4 separate regions of the Homo sapiens genome follow, and regions 2, 3 and 4 are each linked to region 1. Evidence: read pairs that join two places in POLR2A ChIA-PET (ENCODE). Cell type or tissue: A673. All regions are shown on one strand. Region 1 overlaps POC1B-DUSP6 (POC1B-DUSP6 readthrough). Region 2 has its middle 72 kb from the start of DUSP6. Region 3 has its middle 43 kb from the start of DUSP6. Region 4 overlaps TMTC3 (transmembrane O-mannosyltransferase targeting cadherins 3).

What was found. ChIA-PET counts read pairs that join two places held together with the same protein. Peaks named below come from ENCODE experiments on the same cell type or tissue, not always from the same donor. Only the 100,000 strongest peaks of a DNase experiment are listed, where the experiment ranks them.
Region 2: POLR2A ChIA-PET joins it to region 1 with 6 read pairs; 1 of 35 experiments calls an interaction of 5 or more read pairs at or near these places.
Region 3: POLR2A ChIA-PET joins it to region 1 with 8 read pairs; 2 of 35 experiments call an interaction of 5 or more read pairs at or near these places.
Region 4: POLR2A ChIA-PET joins it to region 1 with 11 read pairs; 2 of 35 experiments call an interaction of 5 or more read pairs at or near these places.

What each region holds. Positions count from the first base shown.
Region 1 is chr12:89,449,291-89,454,290 of GRCh38, forward strand. The region is part of intron 9 of POC1B-DUSP6 (POC1B-DUSP6 readthrough); the gene reads right to left. The region is part of intron 10 of POC1B (POC1 centriolar protein B); the gene reads right to left. It overlaps LOC105369889 (a long non-coding RNA gene), which reads left to right. Exons shown (of 4, transcript NR_189732.1): 3 at 2,237-2,351; 4 at 2,767-2,865. Among named protein-coding and RNA genes, the nearest start is that of GALNT4, 73 kb to the right of the region's middle. In A673, no CTCF peak of the experiment used is centred here; DNase peaks (open chromatin) are centred at 1,781, 2,781 and 4,951; H3K4me3 peaks cover 2,170 bases; H3K27ac peaks cover 5,000 bases.
Region 2 is chr12:89,278,062-89,283,061 of GRCh38, forward strand. It overlaps the pseudogene RNU7-120P. Among named protein-coding and RNA genes, the nearest start is that of DUSP6, 72 kb to the right of the region's middle. In A673, CTCF peaks have their summits at 339 (motif pointing left) and 1,228; DNase peaks (open chromatin) are centred at 920, 2,990 and 3,420; H3K27ac peaks cover 4,605 bases.
Region 3 is chr12:89,307,113-89,312,112 of GRCh38, forward strand. No RefSeq gene overlaps it. Among named protein-coding and RNA genes, the nearest start is that of DUSP6, 43 kb to the right of the region's middle. In A673, no CTCF peak of the experiment used is centred here; DNase peaks (open chromatin) are centred at 1,969 and 2,469; H3K27ac peaks cover 4,110 bases.
Region 4 is chr12:88,157,089-88,162,088 of GRCh38, forward strand. TMTC3 (transmembrane O-mannosyltransferase targeting cadherins 3) reads left to right here. Exons shown (of 14, transcript NM_181783.4): 5 at 3,026-3,141; 6 at 3,591-3,763. Among named protein-coding and RNA genes, the nearest start is that of TMTC3, 17 kb to the left of the region's middle. In A673, no CTCF peak of the experiment used is centred here; no DNase peak of the experiment used is centred here.

The DNA.
Region 1 (5,000 bases):
GTAGTAAAATGTTTAGTAGTATGTGAAAAATGGTGGCTATTTTTATGGGAACCACAGGCATGTAAATGAGAATGCTCCTAAATTGATTTACTGAAACACTGAGGTAACACATTTGTAAATTAGTTACATTTAACCATTCCACATGTATATATACTTTAAAACATCATGTTATACATAAGAAATACATACAATTTTATGTCAATTAAACAATAAATAAATGAAAGAAAAAAGGGGAAACAATTCCCTAAATATAATACTACATTCCTAGACAAGCAACTCAAATTGGCAAGTTGGCAATTCTCAAATTATTTTATAAATCTAGTGCAATGGCAATCGACATTCCAATGGGATGGTTTTTTGAAACAGAATAATTTTAAAATTCATATGGATAAGTAATAGGCAAGAACATCCAGGAAAGTTTTGAAGGAAAAAACTGTACATTATATAATATTTTAAAGAAATATTCTAAATCTACAATGATTAAAAAGGTATGATAATGGATCAAGAACAAACAGATAATGGATCAAGAACAAATAGATCAAGAACAGAGCAATAAGACAGAAGAGAAAGTCTCCAAAGAGACACAAGTTCATATGAATTTAATGTTTAAAGAAGGTTATTCAAATCAGTGAAACAATACAAATTGAGGGTACTTTGTTAACTATAAATCTGTACCTCATACCTAAATTAATACATATGGATTTTAAGGTTTTATCATTAAAAATAAAACCTCAAGAAGAGTAGCTAAGATGTTTGGGGATTGATGAGGGAATTTCTTTGCATAGAATCCAAACAACAACAAAAAATAGTTTTAAAAAAGGTAATGCAGCTAAACCTATCAAAAATCAGAAACTAAATTCAAGGAGAAATGAGAAAAAAGGAAAACATATTTGTAGCACATGGCAAGAGGTAAATCTTCTTCTTTTTTTTTTTTTGAGATGGAGTCTTGCACTGTCGCCTGGGCTGGAGTGCAGTGGCACGATCTTGGCTCACTGCAACCTATGCCTCTAGGGTTCAAGCAATTCTCCTGCTTTAGTTTCTCAAGTAGCTGGGATTACAGGCAGCCACCACCATGCCCAGCTAACTTTTATATTTTTAGTAGAGACAGGGTTTCGCCATGTTGGCCAGGCTGGTCTCAAACTCCTGATCTTGTGATTTGCCTGCCTCGGCCTCCCAAAGTGTTGGGATTACAGGTGTGAGCCACCGCGCCCTGCCCAAGGTCAATCTTCTTAATTAAAATTACCTAAGGATCAATTTTAAAATGAACAATAGGAAAATGGGCAAAGTACACAAATACACAATCTTCAGAAATACAAATAAACAGCAATCATGAACACGTCAAAACTCACAAGTCACTAAAAAATGAAATAAACTTGATAACATCTTTTGCTTATTAAGCTGTTTTAAGGCTTTTAACATTTTAAATAATTAAAAATAAATAGAAAACCTTTAAAGGTTTTTGTCATGTTGATGTTGTTATTACAAACAGTATTGGAATAGGCATCCTTGAATAGAAATCTTTGTATGTATATCTTATTATTTCTTTAGGATGATTTACTATGTATCACTCAGGGTTCAGCAGAAAAACAAAGTACAGCCATTATTTTAACAGAGAGAATTTAATATAGGGAACTGGTTAAACAGATTTCTAAGTCTGTAAATGCTAAAAGGGAGCTCTGAGGTAAGCAGAGATATTAAATGTATGAAACTAGCTCCCTAGAGTTGGGGAACAAAGGCAAGAGATTGGATTATTAGAAACTAGACACTCAAGAGTTCCCTTGCTGAGAGCTGAGATGGTTTGTTCACAAGGAGGAAAGAGGAATGTTCATTAAAAAGACATTCTGAAAAGGAAAAGGAAATGCCTGGCATTCCTTCTCTATCTCCCCTTCAACTTAAAACAAACAACTCTATGTGCTTCAGAAAAATAATCCAAATAGATACATAAAAAGTATGAGAATGTTGCCACCATAAATACTAAGGCCCACCAAAATTCTGTAGTGATTTGGAAAGTAGGTTAAAAAGTACATATGATATAAAATATGAGCTTTGTAGTGGCCATCATGATCCTGAGTAAAAGAAAAACAAAATACTCTAGGAATTAACACAAAAAATAGAAAATCAAATTACACTAAAAAAAATCTTCCATTGCAAAAGTCAATTGAAGTCAATTTGACATTTAAGTGATGAGTTGGTTGGTTGGTTGGCTGAAAGCAACATAATTTTATTTATGTTTCAGGATATATGATTGTGTGGCCTGACAATCTCAGAAAGTAAAAGCAAAGAAATTGAAAGACATGGAAAGAACTAGGCCGGGACCAGCACTGGGCCTTAATAACCAGTTCACTGAGATGGTAAGGTTCTAAATCTTTAGAAGCCCTAATAATATGTTTTACATAGTGTGACAGCATAAAGCAGGAAGAACTGACTGAAAAATATGTGTTAGCAGACTTGCTGACTACTTTCACCAAATAATTAACTGTCAAGTGGCAAAATAAAGGAGCAAAGCCAATAGCTTCACTATCTATGCAGCACCAAATAACTCAAAACCAGATGGGTATAGATGTGCAGAACAGTTGAAAGCTAAGTTCACTATTTTCCGTGAAGCTCCAACAGCCCCACAAATGGCATTTAGCTCCGTAGTAAACCATCCTATAGGTCAGCAGGAAGCTCATTATGGGCTGACAGTCCAGGAGACAAGCACTTTTCAGGGAGCTACGGTAGTAATTTCCTGTGTGAAAAGCTCACTGCTGTTCTTGCATTCCTCAGGGTGCATTTCTTCTCATCTCAGAGGATGTTTCTCTTCCACAGGAAGAGGAAGGAACCAGTTGTTACTGGATGTGTGGGCTGAGAGCTGTCGGGCATTTTCAGCATGCCTCGGTCTCAGCTGTGGGAACTGGGGATGCAGCTTAGATTCCCAGGCCCGGGACAGTCGGTATTACTGCAGTAGTCCGGGGCGTCACAGTTTAGAAATACAGTATCTCAGCAAGTTGGAAGGCAGAAATAATACCTGGAACACCTCCAGTTCCCAGAAACGTGCTAATTTTCTAAAGGAAATTCTAAAAAGTATTTATTGGGCTCCCAAATAGCATGATTTATAAATCCTTTTGTAAATTTTCCTTTTTTTTTTCTGTCTTCACATTTTATACGGCAGAGTTCAAGTCCCAAATCACGTTTGTCAATAGGAGTAAGGACAAGTTTCACTGCATAAAGTATTCTTTAACTAGGACTATTTTTAAAAACTTTAAGAGTATCAAATTTTTGGTAAATTCATTAATATGTTTTCTTTCCTTGTGACTTTGAAACTTAAAGAGAAAGAAGGTCAAATTAGCATATTTGTCAGTATATCTTAAAAAAATTGGGACTTAGTGATTATTACTATTTTTATTAAAAAGCATATTTTATTTGAAGGGGGGGAAAAGAAGCCTCTGGCTTTCACTGTTAATCTTTTATTACGGTGATACTGTTAGTAAACTTTACAGCTATACAGATTATCTATCTTGAAAAAAAAATAAACCACGTTCCTTTAACAAACTAAAACACTTTAGCATTTTAGTTGTTTTATTTATTTTTTTACAATCCCAAATCAATTTTTTTTAAAAGGTCAGCCATCACATTCGCAACTGTTAGCAGTTTTTATAACATATGGGTCATGAAGTACTTCAAAAGCAAGGATCCAACTAATTTGCAAATAGTCTCTTTCCAGTCTCTAATATTTTCTCTCCTTTCTCTATTTTAAAGATTGTATCTGAAAAAATATTAATGTGTTTTCTGTTTCTAAATGGCAAGAGATCTTTGAAAATGTTGTGTTTTTCCTCATTTACTTGTTAGTTATCATGTATGTTCTGTTTTTTAAATGTCTTTGACAATTTAATTACGTCACTTAATTTCGAAGGGGAATGTTTTTAAATTGTTTCTCAAACCTTATAAAAATTCCTCTTTTACTCCAATTAAGCATCTTAGGGCTTAACATTTAACTTCTTGAGTTACCGAATAAAAAATTACTGTATCCACTTGACATTTACTATCATTTGCAGTTAAGATAAAAAGTCTCTTAACTCTTAAAGGAAGATAAATTGAGGGAGGCACCAGCTAGGGAGTCCAGAGACCTGGATCCTATAAATGCCTAAGTTCATTTCCTTTCATACCCTTAGAGCAGGGACAGGAGAAACATACCGCAGAGCCACTAAACCAGCACTTAAAGATACCATACAAATGTCTGTTTCCTAATGCTTAGGAAGCAGCCACAAAGTTATAGATAAATACACCTAGTTTCAGAAGTCATATGCCCTAAACTGACAAATCAAATGCCACCATATAAACTGCTGCAAAGTTTAAAAACTTTACATTGCGTATGACCATTTTACACTTTCAAAGTTGTAAGTTTTAGTTTTAAGACACTGAAGTTCACATACACTGTGTTCTTTTAGTCTTTCCAAATCTTTGCTTATATAAGCAGTTAGGAACTGAAATAACTCTGAACTAGTTACTCAATGTTGTCTAGTAACCAGGATGAACTGTTGCCACAACATTCATGGAAATATTCTCTCTGTGTCTGCAAGTTTATTCTTTGTGTGTCCATATATTTTGTCAGCACGTTAATATTTTTCAGATAGTATACACCATATGACAATCTCCATGAAAGTGTATAACCTTTTTCTTCCTAAAAATAGGCTGATGCAAAAAAACTTTCTGAAAGAGAATCCAATGCACTTTGCTAGAAAATAAAAATCTAAATGACATTTAGGAAGGGAGTGTGCTTCCCAAAGTCATGGAAATGGCAGAGTATCTCTTGCACTGATTCAGCCGATCACTTTTCTGATCCTAGAACAGAACACAGGAAAACCACGATTCTTTTTCTCTCATCAGCCCCTCTGCCAAAATGATGCAGAGCCAGGAGATATTCTCAGCTATCCTGAGATTACTCAAGGCTACATCTTACTGTCCCTGGGGAAGGGAGATAGGGAATCCCACAGCTGACATTCACTCTGTCAGGAAATCCT
Region 2 (5,000 bases), 170 kb before region 1:
CAATGAAAAAAAAGTTATGTTAATTCTTAATAGATCTGGCTCGCTCATTGCTTTTCTCTTGTCACATGGCAAAGTAAGCAAAAAGCCACCTCTACGATGGAATTGTACATTTGTTCTTACATTATTAGGTTTTTTAAATCTGCAGTTTCTCTGCAAGAGCCATTTTCTAGCTACTTGTCTATGTGGTGAGCATACATTTCGTTAAAACGAGATAGTGTAATCTGTAAAGCCACTTACTAAGCCCTACTTTGAAACTCTGAAAGCCAATAAAAAGGTGGAACTAATGGTCCCCTCCCTACCTCCACCTTGTGGAACTCCATTTCCCTCTCAGGCAAACTCCCACACTGTTCAAGATACAAGACAGTCTAAAATACAGACCTACAAAGAGTGCTGGGGTATGTCAGCACTAGGCCGTTCCATACGTGCTAGGAAGCTTAATCTCTTTCTTACATTTTCAGACAAAAATAAATAATATAATAGTTCTGGTATTTTCTCTCTAGACCCCAGATGATTGTCTGTAGCCAATCTCTGAGATGCATGAACCCCAATCTTGGAAACCAGTCTACTTGAATAAATAAGGAAAACAGCTGTTTCTTGAATTATTTCATAGACAAAAGCCATCTCTACCCTTGTTCTATTATGTGTAGAATTATCGAGGCCCTAAGTGATTTGCCACTCTTTGAAATGCCTCTTAAACAGTAAATGCCAGCCCTCACACTCCTTATTCAACGGCATTCACTGTCCTGCGGGTTGTACCACCTGATTGCCCAGAAGCATGCCCCTCTCTAGCAAGGACAAAATTGTGAAATCACTCAGCATTTCCGAAAGGAAATCTAGGGTCGAGTTTTATTCTTTGGTATTTGCATCTCTGAGTTAAACCCAGAGGATGCACAATTTAGAAGCGATATAATTGAATTTCCTTTCACCAGCCTGCCGGGGCTTGTTGTCTGTCACTCATCAAAGCCAATGTCTTTGTAAAAGGTTTTGAGAATCACATCTTAATGTCACTGAGCAGATAACATATTAACTGTTAATTGACACAGGAAAATGCCCCGGGGTTGTGTTCCTGTCTTTGTTGGGGGATGATAAGTGAGTTATTATTCATCAGTGCCATTTTTCTTATAGTTTTTAGTGAGGTTATAGTCTGAACTCCCCTTGCCCCCAAGCGTTGGTTTGGGTCATAGTGTCTCTGTTTGTACTAAGATTCGTTTGTTATTAAGTTATAATAGTATCTTTCAGAGTTTAAATGATTTTTAAACTGATTTTCCCTTGGGTAATGGTGCTTTGTTTTGTTTTAATCATACCAACAAAATTTCCTGGGAGGATATTATTTTTTTTCTCAGAATGTTTTTTAAATTTTAGATTCAGGAGGTACATTTGTAGGTTTATTACATAGATACGTTGTGTAATGCTGGGTATAGGCTTTTATTTAACCAATCACCCAAATAGTAAACGTAGTACCCAATAAGTAGTTTTCCAACCCTTTCCCCCTCCACTGTTTTTCGAGTCCCCAGTGTCTGTTTTCATTTTTATGCTCATGTGTACTGATTGTTTAGCTCCCTCTTACAAGTTAGAACGTGCGGTATTTGATTTTCTGTTCCTGCATTAATTCACTTAAAATAATGGCCTTCAGCTGCAACCATGATGCTGCAAAGGACATGATTTTATTCTTTTTTATTGCTGCATAGTACTCCATGGTGTATATATAGCACATTTTTAAAAATTCAGTTCACCAGTAATGGGAACCACAACAAAACAAAGATGTCCACTCTTATTCAACATAGTACTGGAAGTCCTAGCCAGAGCAATCTGGCAAGAGAAAGAGATGAAAGACATCCAAATAGGAAAAGAGAAAGTCAATTTATCCCTATTCTCTGGCAATATGATTCTATATCTAAAAAACCCTAAAGATTCCTCCAAAAGACTCCTAGTTGTCACAAACAATTTCAGCAAAGTTCCAGGATACAAAATCACTTTTTTCTTAGAATTAAAAAAGAATTAAGATAAAAAGTGTTTAGGTACTTAGGTCTAAATATTTGTATTTCTTCAAATTGTCTTCCATTCATTAAGGTCCTCATATTCATATATAATGTTAAGTAAAATGCACATACACCATTTTGTTTTTAGTTTTTTTCAACTCAATATCATTTTATGTAAGCATCAGTCAACTAAGAACTTGGGTGACTTTTAGTTTCCTATTTTTAAAATGGAAAGAATAACATCTACCACTTATGATTATTTTGTGGATTAAATTATGTTAACATTGATGAAATCACCCAACAAAATAAACTCAGTGAAATCTGAGTTTAATGTCAGTGTACTGATAGAGCCCACAACATTGTAATTTTTAAAAAGTAATTCCCACATTTTGAGACGGTTTATTTAGCTAGTTCATCATCAGTGTCTAAAAGGGAAATTGCTAAACACAATTAGTGCATTCATAAATTGTATTCCACATGCTTCTGAAAAGGATAAGTAACTAAAATTTGTCACTTCTCTTATTAATTTGTTGATTAAAAACACAAAAACATATTTATACAGTGCTTTGCCATTTGAAAATTTCTTCCATTCACCTATATGAATCTGTTATAAACTTCATAAGGTTGATAGATATTATTATCCACCCTTTATAGATGAGAAAATAATTGAGCTTCAGAAAAGTAAATAACTTGCTCACAGTTTGTGTTACATTTAAGTCTTCGCATTCCAAATGCAGCATTCTTTTCACCATAGCATACAACCTGGACACATTGCTCACAAGAAATAATTGAATTTTGGGGTTCTGTTTATTTTTGTGAGTTTAATAGGTTTTCAAAGACGCTATAACTTTTTTAATGTGTATTTTGTTATTTGCAAACAAAGCTGTATGATTTACCATATGTGAGCCTACTGAATTTTCTGTTATGTAAACTGTCTATTCACATCCTTTGAATAGACAGGAAGTAGAATCTTTCACCACATCCTCTTTAGCCTGCTTCTTTGCCCTTACAACAAACAAAATTCATTCCATCGTGCTCAGCTGACTGACAATAACACTTCAATGAAATAAGCTTGTTGGAAAAGGCCTTTTTCATAAAGGTAAGACATGCAACAAAAGTTATGAGAACCAATTCAACTAGAAACCTTTAGTGTACCCTGAATCCCACAGATAAATGACCCTCAGCGTTCAGCTCTTTGGAAAGCAGGATGTTTCTGTCTGTACATACGCAAAGTCCACCAACTTTAGTCCTATTTCTGACCATTTCAGCACTGTTCTGGATACCAAAACAGGGTTCCCATGTGTCTTTCAGAGAGGGAATTTCCTAGAACAGCAGCTGGCCTCCACTACCCCAGACTGCCCACACTCCCAGGGTTTGTCTAGAGCCCATCTGGCCTTTGAGTTGGGGGGGTCAGAGGGGGTTGGGCAGGGGTATAGTTCCCCAGGGCATTCATTCCATACAGTCTGTCTCAGCGAGGGACTTTTTATTGTTTGCTCCCAACCTGCAAGCCCTGCCAACTTCAGCATTAAAGCAGTTAGGCACAGTGATGTTTCCCAAAGGGAAAAGAAGGAAAAACTTTATCAAGAAAATTGCTCTCTTTTTAAACTCCTGACCTTATTAAACATTGGAGAGAACAAAAACTGCTGACAGTCTTAAATATGTTGAGTACAATAAGCCAAAATTAGTTCTCAGAGCTAAATCTTGGCTGTCTAACTTAAATGATTTAGTCACCATCTTTTGGAAAGGACAATATGAACAACAGAGTTTTCAATAGATCACTGAGACCCAAAAAGAAAGGCGGACTGGAGTGCAGTGGCGCGATCACGGCCCATTGCAGCCTCAACCTCCCAGGCTCAGGTCATCCTCCCACCTCAGCCTACCAGGTCACTGGGACTACAGGTGCACACCACCACACCTGGCTAATTTTTGTATTTTTTGTAGAGAAAAGGTTTCGCCTTGTTGCCCAGGCTGGTCTCAAACTCCTGGGCTCAAGTAACCCACCCTCTTGAGCCTTCCAAAGTGCTGGGATTACAGGTGTGAGCCACTGCACCCAACCCTAAATTATTTCTTAATTGATATTGGTTTACTGCCTTTTACCATGAGCTGATATGCATAATCTTATCTGGCTCTCATAAGAAATTGTCTGGGAAAATATGATTCCTCGCTATTTTTTTTTCCCATGGGGAGTTTTCTAGTTAAAAAACAGAAAACCTGTTAGATAAATTTTAAAAGAGCTGTAACACTTCTCCATTCTTTTAAATGAAAACAACAGAGGTTCAGAAAAAAAGTTAAGATGGTTTTCCTATGGTCACAAACTAGTGGCAGATCAAAGACTGGAAACCAGTCATATTGCTCTTATGTTGGTATTCTACTTCATCTTCTACCTACCAAAGGGAAAAATGTTAAATATATGTGTGAATATGTATCTTGCATCTATAAAACCTCCATCATAGTAGTAGATTATTCTGTATGAGTAGTTTTTTGTCACCTTAACACTTTATTAGCTTTTGCTATTCTCATTTGAATCTCTTTTTTAAATGTTTTGTTTCTCCAGGCCTATTAACACCATTTCAGAATGCTAATATCACCCAATGAAAAACACTCATGTTTTTTAATTAAACAGCTAATTTGATTATAAATCTAACAGCATAGTCGTGATTGATGAATATTATGGTTACATGAGGGTTTTACGTGGTTAATGCGCACTAAGCAAAACATACCCATCATTGCTAATTGAACTAAGCATTAATTATAAAAAATAAAATTTCAGGAATCATTTTTCCATTTAATTGTCATAGTTCTATTTTTAAACTTTTCCCTGTTTTACTTTAAGTGCAATTTTTTCAGTTGTCCTTTGTTGCTTTTTCCATCTCTATATGAAAATCTAAAGAAAATACAAAGGTAAGTATTTTCACCTTAGAAATTACAACAATTTTGTTCCATCCTCTAGCATTCACATTTTGCTCTTTCCTGTTTAAGTTGGATGACTTCTCACTTAGAGGAACTGAATGTATTCCACTG
Region 3 (5,000 bases), 140 kb before region 1:
TACAGAAATTTCCATGAGATCAAAGACAAAGCTAAGATCAAGATAATGAGTAAATCAAATGCTAGACGTTGGTCTGCAGGTAATGGTCAAGGGCATGGGGGTGAATGCAAGGGTAAGGAAGTAGAGCAGATGAGAACAGGGGTGGTATCCCCAATGGATGTGTTTACTTCTCTGAGCCACACTGTGAACCAGGCCAGGATCTAAATTGTTCTCCTTTTGTCCCCAGCCCGCATGTATGTAACTTTACTTCCCCAAATTGTTACTTAGACCAATAGTGTTCAAATATCTCAGCCCTTTTTTAAAAACGTGGATTCAAAACCTTATGCAAAAGCCTACATTTTTAAATCAGAAAAAGCTGCTGTTCTATAGCTATACTGGGGAACAAATGAGCCAGATTAAGGAGGCAGGGAATCCCATACACTTCCAGATTCCCTGTTCCTCCCCCCTCCAAACACCCCACAGTGACCTCAAAAGGAGCCCACAGAAGCCGCTTTGAACACCACTGGCTTAGATTTTATGTGCTATATTCTAGAATCTCTGAAGATAAATTTTACAAGTAGCCTTGAAAGGATAAAGATGCCACTGCTTTTGCTTTTTGCTTTTTGTTTTTTTAACAGAGCCTCCAAAGTTCAACCAGCCCATTACTTTTTTAGGGTTTGTTTTATTGTTCATTTAATGAAGAGAAGCAGATGTTAAATAAATAAACAAGAAAAGAACTGGATAGAATATCTTTACATGCCCCTTACGTATGTAAAGATAATGTAATATGATAGCCAAAGTCCAGGTGACTACTTTAGATTGATTAGTCAGAGAAGGTACTTCTAAGAAAGCGATATTTTATTTAAACTGAGACATGAATGACTAAAAAGGGGCCAGTGCTCTGAAGATGAGAGGGAAGAACATTTCAGGTAGCAGGAATGGATACTGAAAAGGCCCCGAAGTGAAACCAAACTGGGCTTACTCGTAGAACAGAAAGTGAACCAGTATGGCGAAAGCATTCTGGTCAAAGGAGGAGAGTGAGGAGAAATGAGGCTGGAGTTGTGAACCTCACAGAGCAATGATAAATTAGACGTAGTGAGAGACGGATAAACAACGCATTATAGTACCTCCATGGGATAAATGTTTTAACAAATATCAAAAAGGACAGTTTTCTTCTGGAACACAGAGGCACCTAACCTACACCAGGAAAAGTGATGTTGACTTTGAGCCCTAAAGGATAAGAGGAGATGGACAGACAAGGCAAAATTAAAAGGCACTGTAAGGAAATGTCTAGAATAACAGATAGTGAATTGCAGCTGGAGCCTAGAGTCTGAGGCAGGAGCGGCGAGAGACGCACCTGGATACATAAGCAAGTGCCAAATGAGAGTTACCAAGAACTCAGAACAACCAAAAGTTCATCTTTCAACTGAGTAGATCAAACAACAAACACAATGGATACAGAAACAACATATAACTCAGATGTAAACAAACACTTTAGAAAAAGTGACCTTCAAGCAGATCACCTGAGGTCAAGGGTTCAAGATCAGCCTGGCCAACATGGTGAAACCCCATCTCTACTAAAAATACAAAAATTAGCTAGATGTGGTGGTGTGCGCCTATAATCCCAGCTAGTCGGGAGGCTGAGGCAGGAGACTCACTTGAACCCAGGAGGCAGAGGTTGCAGTGGGCCAAGATAGCGCCACTGCACTCCAGCCTGGGCAACAGAGTGAGACTCCGTCTGAAAAATAAAAAAAAAAGAAGAAAGGAAGGAAGGGAGGAAAACGAAGGAAGGAAGGAAGGAAGGAAGGAAGGAAGGAAGGAAGGAAGGAAGGAAAGAAGGAAGAAAGGAAGGAAGGAAGGAAGGAAGTGACCCTCAAAAGCCTAGTGTTCCAGACAGTGAGACCCTCTACCTCATTTATGTCTACTCCCGACCCCCAGAAAAAAAAAAGTTAAAAAAGTTATTCATTCTTCCCCAAGTTCAGTCACAAGATTCAGTCCTTGTCTGAAAATGTCTTACTTCGTGTTCGCTGTTACCAAGTGAATGTCAATGAATCCCCACTCTAGTAGTCTGTTCTCCAAATATTTGGGTGCCCCTCCCTGAGGGGTCTCTCTCTGAGGGAGGAATATATTTCACTGCCTGTCAAATTCAAAAGTGGTTTGCTGTCTACATCCCATGTCATGCTTTTGGTTGTGGTTGGAGTAGTTAGTCATTAGCACTGAATTGTTTGGTCATTAAAATTCAAAATGCTTCATTTCCACGGTTCTGGTGTGAAATCTGCAGGGGAGACTCCGGAGTAAGTTATGCCCCAGGTACTCACCTGAAAAAGGGTACATGGTGTGTCCTCAGCATCCCTGGCCCCATCCCTTCTGAAATGTAGACAGAAGAGATGTGTGTCACTTCCACACAGAAGCTTTTCGAGCCAGGAAGTGGTTCACCATTTTTCCTTTCCTTCTGCCACAGTGACCAAGTGTTCCAGGGAGAGACTGCTCCAGCAGGATGACTGGAAGCAGAGCAACAGCCAATCGGCAAAGGATGTGGTGGAGAAGATCTGTCAGTCTCTAAGTCACTAAGATTTGGGAGCCACTTGTTGCTGTAGCATAAACTAAACTAGCCTGTCCTGACTAATATATCCACAAACACAGAATTCCAGGACAGAAAGGATGGGGCCAGGGATGCTGCGGACACACCATGTACCTGGAACCCTTTTTCAGGTGAGTACCTGGGGCATACCTCACTCCGGAATCTCCCCCACAAATTTCACACCACAACCATGGAAATGAAGCCCACTGAATTTTACATTTTCATTCTTTCCTGCTCGTGACCAAACACTTCTGTACTAATGACTAACTACTCCAACCAAAAAAAAAAAAAAAAAGTGTGACATGGGATGTAGGCAGCTTGTCTGTGCTCCGTTTTCACAGCCCACAGCTATAAATAATACCATTAGGAAAGCACACATTGCCTTAGATGGAAGGCACAAAGAAAAGCACTTTCTCTGATAGTTTAGCAACACATTCAGATTTCATGTTTCAAGGTAAAAATAGGCCTAACAAATGAATTAAATTTGGAAGCTGAGCTGAAGTGAAGAACACTGGCATTATAAAGCACGCCATAGGAGGAAAGAGAGACTTATAAGGCTCTGTATTCTCTCTGCTGGTGGGCAGGATAGAAGGGTGGAAAAAAAGATTTTCCTGAGAAACAAAAATAATCAGCAAGAGTCTGAAATTAAAAATATCATCCTTATTAAATTGGTAACCAAAAGAAACTCTGAAAATCATGTGAAGGATAAAACAAGTCTCAACACAAAGGTTTTTTTCTACTGTGTACTTTCAACATCGGGGGGAGAAGATACAAGGACAATAGATGTCAAAGAAGGTTTGCAAATACATCATAAACTTCCAATTCAATAACTCATGTTTTGATTGGTTAGAATTTTTTTGTTTCAATAAAACCCATTCATTTCTATTATGAAGTTTTCAGTGCTATTTTTTCATGGTTCTAGTACCTAAGCAAAGGAAATGTGAGAAGATGCTATCTTTGCCAAAAGATTTTTTTTTTAACCATCAACCAGCTGGGCACATGGCCCGTGCCTATAATCCCAGACTTGGGTAGACCAAGGTGGGAAGAAGGATCACTTGAGCCCACGAGTTTTAGACCAGCCGTGCAATGTATTGGGATCCTGTCTCTACCAAAAAAAAAAAAAAATAAATTAATTAATTAATTAATTAGCCAGGCATGGTGGCAAACGCCTGTAGTCCCAACTGCTCAGGAGGCTGAGACGGGAGGATGGCTGGAGCCCAGGAGGTCAAGGCTACAGTGAGCTGTGATCATGCCCCTGCACTCCAGCCTGGTTGACAGAGCAAGATCAAGCCTGGAAAAAAAAAAAAAAAAGTCATCAACCCATCAACCTTTGTTTTTTTCTTTTTTTCTTTTTTTTTTTTTTTTTTTTTGAGACAGAGTCTTTCTCTTTCGCCCAGGCCGCACTGCAGTGTCGCTATCTCAGCTCACTGCAAGCTCCGCCTCCCAGGATCATGCCATTCGCCTGCCTCAGCCTCCCGAGTAGCTGGGACTACAGGTGCCCGCCACTGCGACCTGCTAATTTTTTGTACTTTTGGTAGAGATGGTGTTTCACCATGTTAGCCAGGATGGTCTCGATCTCCTGACCTCGTGATCCGCCCGCCTCAGCTTCCCAAAGTGCTGGGATTAGAGGCATGAGCCACCACACCCAGCCCCTTTGTTTTTTTTCTTAATGCTATAGTCTAAGGAAAGGAATTTCTCTACCCTATACCATATGAGAACTTAAAAATATACTAAATTGTCTTCTTATATCAAAATATATGCTATTTATGTCAAAATATAAATGTATTTAACACTGAATTGTCAGCTTCTTGAAAGTAAGAATCATTTTTTGCTCCTTTACATCCATCTCAGGACCTACGTAGTACAGTACTAATACCCAATAGGTGCTCCATACATATTTTTCAATCAAATAAAGTCACTTTCTCTATCAGCCCCACTTTGCTTTAAGTGGCCTACTATCAATAAAGTGTACACCATGTTGATGGAAATTGGTGTAACTTTTATGCCAGGAAAAGATCAGTAGACAATAACAGCACATCCTAACTCTATGTCTAAATCTATAGGCCTGAAATATTCCCTAAACTGCACCACTGGCATCATCAGCGAGTGAGAATAACTCAGTTTAATTACTTCACTGAACAGCTGAAAAACTGCCTGAATATGCCAAAAGTCCCATGGCCATGGTGATTTGCCCAGATCTCAGTTGTCCAAGCCCAGCCCTTAAATACAGGTGATGCTTTTCCCAGCGATCCAAATGGTTTGGGCATGCAGCTGAGATAACTCACAGTCATAATCACGAGAAAGCAGAGGACTTCTGTGTTCATTGTAGACACAGGCCTGTAAAAACTTATTCCTGGATCTCTGGGCAATTCTTCTGGCCACCTCCTCCAAGCATAGGAGATCTAAGTAACCTGTCATCCCATGCAGTCAACAATGGTTG
Region 4 (5,000 bases), 1.3 Mb before region 1:
TTTTTTGATCTTCATTTCCTAAAATGATTCCTAGTTTACAGTAGGTGTTTAGTATGAGTATATTGAAGAAATAAGTAAGTGAATGAATGTAATGTATTTTAAATTCTAATTGAAAAAATACTGAAATCTACCTTGGACCTCTCTTTATCCTCTTAACCACTGTGATACTTTGTACTCTTAGTAATTTTACCCTTGAAGCCACAGTTTCCACATCATCTTTGTATTCCCTATTGTATCTAGTATACACTGGCCTGTGCAAAGGTTTTCAAGTTGTAATTCTTTATATTCATTTTAACTTCTATATTCATGTCCCATACCCCTTTTGTAAATATGGTGATCCAATTTCAGGGCTTTACACTTGATTTTTTATTACTTTGGGTTTCTGCTTAAATATCCACTTAAATGTCATCAATATCACTACTCATCTTTCCCAGTGGTACTATTTTTATTTCCCTTCATCCTCTTTTTTTCTCTATAACACTTAAACGTTGTCACCATTTGACAGAGTATATTATTACTTGTCTCTCTTCCCTATACCCTTGAAATGTAGTAGATACTTAAAATAACTGTTTGAATAAGTGATTGCTGAAGATGTGTTTCTTTTACACATGTAGAGTCAGTTTAGAAGCCTGTATTTTGAAATGGGAATAGATTTAAGTGTCCTTAACTTATTTACCAGGTGTACTTGTTTTGGACAAAATCACATGTAACTTTTAACCACAGTGATCTGATTGTAAAATCAAAGTGTTTATATAGTAATATAGTCACTAGAGGCTGAAGAACTGAAGTGATTGGTTTCAGTAAGACATTTGCATTTATTACTCTTAGTTGAGATGGAATTCAAGTTTGTAAAAGGTAACCATTTGCTTGTTCTTCCTTGAAGTAGAAATACAAATTACTGAGAAGCTCTGACTTTAAAATCAGAAGAACCATGTTAAAGTCTTGGTCTCCTTATTCTTTGTTACTTTTTAAAAAATACCTCTACAATTCTTTCCTCATCTTAAAAATGGGTATGATTACATCCATGTTCTTACTCCATAGAGTGATTTTAAGATTCAGTGAAATAATATATGCCAAACTGGCTATATAAACTGTTTAAAATATCTGCTTTCAATGCTATTATTTCCTATGAGTTTTTATGTAGACATACACATCCATTCATACTATTCTCTATATCCTTCATTTGCTTAGCTTACTCTCACCCCTATTTATTTCTACATCCACCTTTCCCAATTTTTCCATGGCTTCTATATCCTTCAAGGGCCAACATTAGGTCCAGCCTGTTTTGTAAATAACCATCTTCTGATTTCTTCCTCTATGAAGTTCTTGTTGAATTTAGCATTGTAGTGTAATATAATCTATTATATTAGTATTGATGTTTTGGCCTAATGAGATTATAAGATTTTTTTTTTTAAGGAAAGAGTATTATTATACTTAGTATCTGCAATAGTTTCATGGGTTTGGTTTTTTTCATTTATTTCTTTGTTTTCGGTTATTTTTTCCTTCAGTAATTTTAGTCTACAGAGTACTTTGAAAACAATTTCAAAAATATGTATTTCTATATTAAGCCCAGTGACAGAAGAAAATGTATTCATGAATTCTGTTCTTGTTTATATTTAGATTTAAGTCAATTATTTGAATTTTTGCTTTAGTTAATAGTCTTAATAAAAACCGAGGTCACGGCCGGGCACAGTGGCTCACGCCTGTAATCCCAGCACTTTGGGAGGCCGAGGTGGGCGGATCAGCTGAGGTCGGGAGTTCAAGACCAGCCTGACCAACATGGAGAAATCCCGTCTCTACTAAAAAATACAAAATTAGCCAGGCATGGTGGTGCATGCCTGTAATCCCAGCTACTCGGGAGGCTGAGGCAGGAGAATCACTCAAAGCTGGGAGGCAGAGGTTGCAGTGAACTGAGACCGTGCCATTGCACTGTAGCCTGGGCAACAAGAGCGAAACTCTGTCTCAAAAAAAAAAAAAGGAAAAAAAAAAAAAAGAAAACCAAACTGAGATCACACAGTCATACTACCAGATCTTTTTTTAAACTAGAAAAGAATTAGAGATTATAGTTTTTCATAAGAAAACTGAAGCCTGGAAAAGCTGCCCAAACTCACAAGTTCACAATGAACTTTCACAGTTCATTACTCTTTAGTCAAATTACTACTACATGGTAGACACTTACTTAAAGTTGATGAAGTATGTTTTTCATTTAAATAGAACTTATAGTCTATTGCAAATTTTTTGAAGAATAGTATTTATTTAAGTGCCTATTGTTAACCACTTTCATTTTAGTTTTTATAAAAATGGGCTAGACACAATGGCTCGTGCCTGGAATCCCAGCATGGTGGGAGGATGGCTTGAGGCCAAGAGTTTGAGACCAGCCTGAGCAGCATAGCAACACCCTGTCTCTACAGAAATAAAAAAAAAAATAGCCAGATGTGGTGGCACATGCCTGTAGTCCTATTTGGGAGGCTGAGGCAGATGGATTGCCTGAACTTCAGAATTCAAGGCAGTAGTGAGCTATGTTCACACCACTGTACTTACTCCAGCCTGAGTGACAGGGCCAGACCCTGTCTTAAAAAAAAAAAAAAAGTATAGTACCCTACTTTTCCCAATACTTTTAAATTTTAAGTTTTTAATAATTTATCAGTTTAATAAGGTATAAAGATATCTGTCATAATTTCAGGAATTTGTCTTCATTTCAGAATGATAGCTCATTAATTATGACACACAAACCTGTAAATTTCTCTTCTCCAAATTCACCACCCTACCTTTGTTTTAAAAGTTAGTATTTGATGAAATAATTTTTCTCTTTGTAAAAAATTTCAGTTCAAATTATACATGTTGATATTTTGCTTTGAATGTATAAAGTAAAAATTATTAAATTTAAGTATATTTTAAAGTATGTACTACTAATTAATGAGAAATAGCACTCATATGGATATGGAATCACAAAGTTTAAAATATCTTTTTTTGATATTATAAAATTGTTTTCTGAATTTTTATATTTTCTGTTCTCAAATTGCAGTATGGACTCCAATTGCCTTGACAGTGTTTTTAGTGGCTGTTGCAACATTATGTAAAGAACAAGGAATAACAGTTGTAGGAATTTGCTGTGTGTATGAAGTGTTTATTGCCCAGGGGGTAAGCCAAACTATAAATATATAAATTTTCTTATTGATATATTTTATCCTAGTTGAATCAAATTTTATTTATTTTTATTTTCTAAATGTATCATTATGTAAATTAATGTGTTTACCAATAATAATACCAGAAATCATGTTTTATCCTCATACCTACTGAAAATTACTTAACATTTTATGATACTTTAAGTGTTTTAAGAACTGTGTTTTAAATTTCAATAATGGAATCATTAGGCAGCTTGGAAAAGTATGCAATAGTACTGTACAGTATAATTCATTATTAGGTAAGACTGTTGAGCTCAGTTTTATTCATTATTAGCTTCACACATTCTTCCACATTAATTTTATAATTATACTTGTATCTAATCTTGCAATTAGAAAGTACTACAGTATTGAAAACATTGAGATATGTCGTTATTTGTTGCTTAAAACATTTCTTTTCTTTTTCAGTATACTTTGCCATTACTATGTACTACTGCTGGACAGTTTCTCCGTGGAAAGGGTAGCATTCCATTTTCTATGCTGCAGACACTAGTAAAACTCATTGTCTTGATGTTCAGTACATTATTACTTGTTGTGATTAGAGTCCAGGTTATTCAATCCCAACTTCCAGTATTCACCAGGTATGAAATTCTGGTTCTTTGTTTTCTCCATTCTTTTTTTTAACTTTGGATTTTAATGATCATAAATGTTGAAGAAAGTATTTTATTTTGTTTTTTAACAGTTTTATTAAGCTATAATTAACATTTTTTAAACTGCATATATTTAAAATTTATGTACTGATAATTTTTGACATATGTATACACCCTTAAAGCCCCCACAATAAAGATAATGAATGACCCATCCCAAACTGGTTAAGTGTTAAGGTTAGTGTTAATTTAGTCTCCTATATCCTTAGTGATTTTTGTCTACTCATTCTGTCAGTTACTGAGAGATGTTGAAATCTCTGACTATACTTGTAGATTTCGCTATTTCTCCTTGCACTTCTGTCGGTTTTTGTTTTGTGCGTTTTTGAAGCTCTGCTATTAGGTGCGTAAACAACTAGGATTGTCAAGTCATCTTGAGGAACTGATCCCTTTGTCATTATTAAATGAGCTTCATCCCTAGTAATAGTCTTTACTCAGAAATTCACTTTTTCTTATCACAGCTGTCTTTCGTTAGTGTTAGGTGGTGTATCTTTTTCCATCTTTTTACTTTTTACCTGTCTATGCTTTTATTTATAAAGAGGATTTCTTGTAGCATCCATACAATTTGGTCTTCTTTTGTTGTTTGGTCAGATAATCTGACTTTTAGATGGGATATATCATTGATTTATATTTAATTTGATAATTGATATAGTTTGATGGAAATCTTTCATCTTGATAAAATTGTTTTCTCTTTGTCTCATCTAATCTTTGTTCCTTTTTTCTCTCTTTCCACCTTCCTTTGGATTCTTTTTTTAATATTTCATTTTATCTCCTTGTTGGCTTATTAGCTATAAATCTTTGTTGTTTTAGTGTTGCTTTAGGGATTTTAGAACATCCTCTGCTTATCACAGTTTACCTTCAAGGAATATTCTAATTTCGAATATATATATAAAATAAAAATATCAGTGTATATATAGTATAAATATATGTAATATACATTTTATATATGTAAGAACTTAACTTTTGTGCAGTTTGCATATGTTTTCCTTGAACATACATTGCTTTAAACAATTGTCTTGGAGGAATTTAAATAATAAAAAAGTATTTTACATTAACCATGAGTCACCATTTCCAGTGTTCTTTATTCCTTTGTTGGATAAGATTTTTATCTGGTACTATTTTTCCTTTTACCTGAAGGAATTTCTTTAGCACTTCTGATTAAAAATATCAGGTT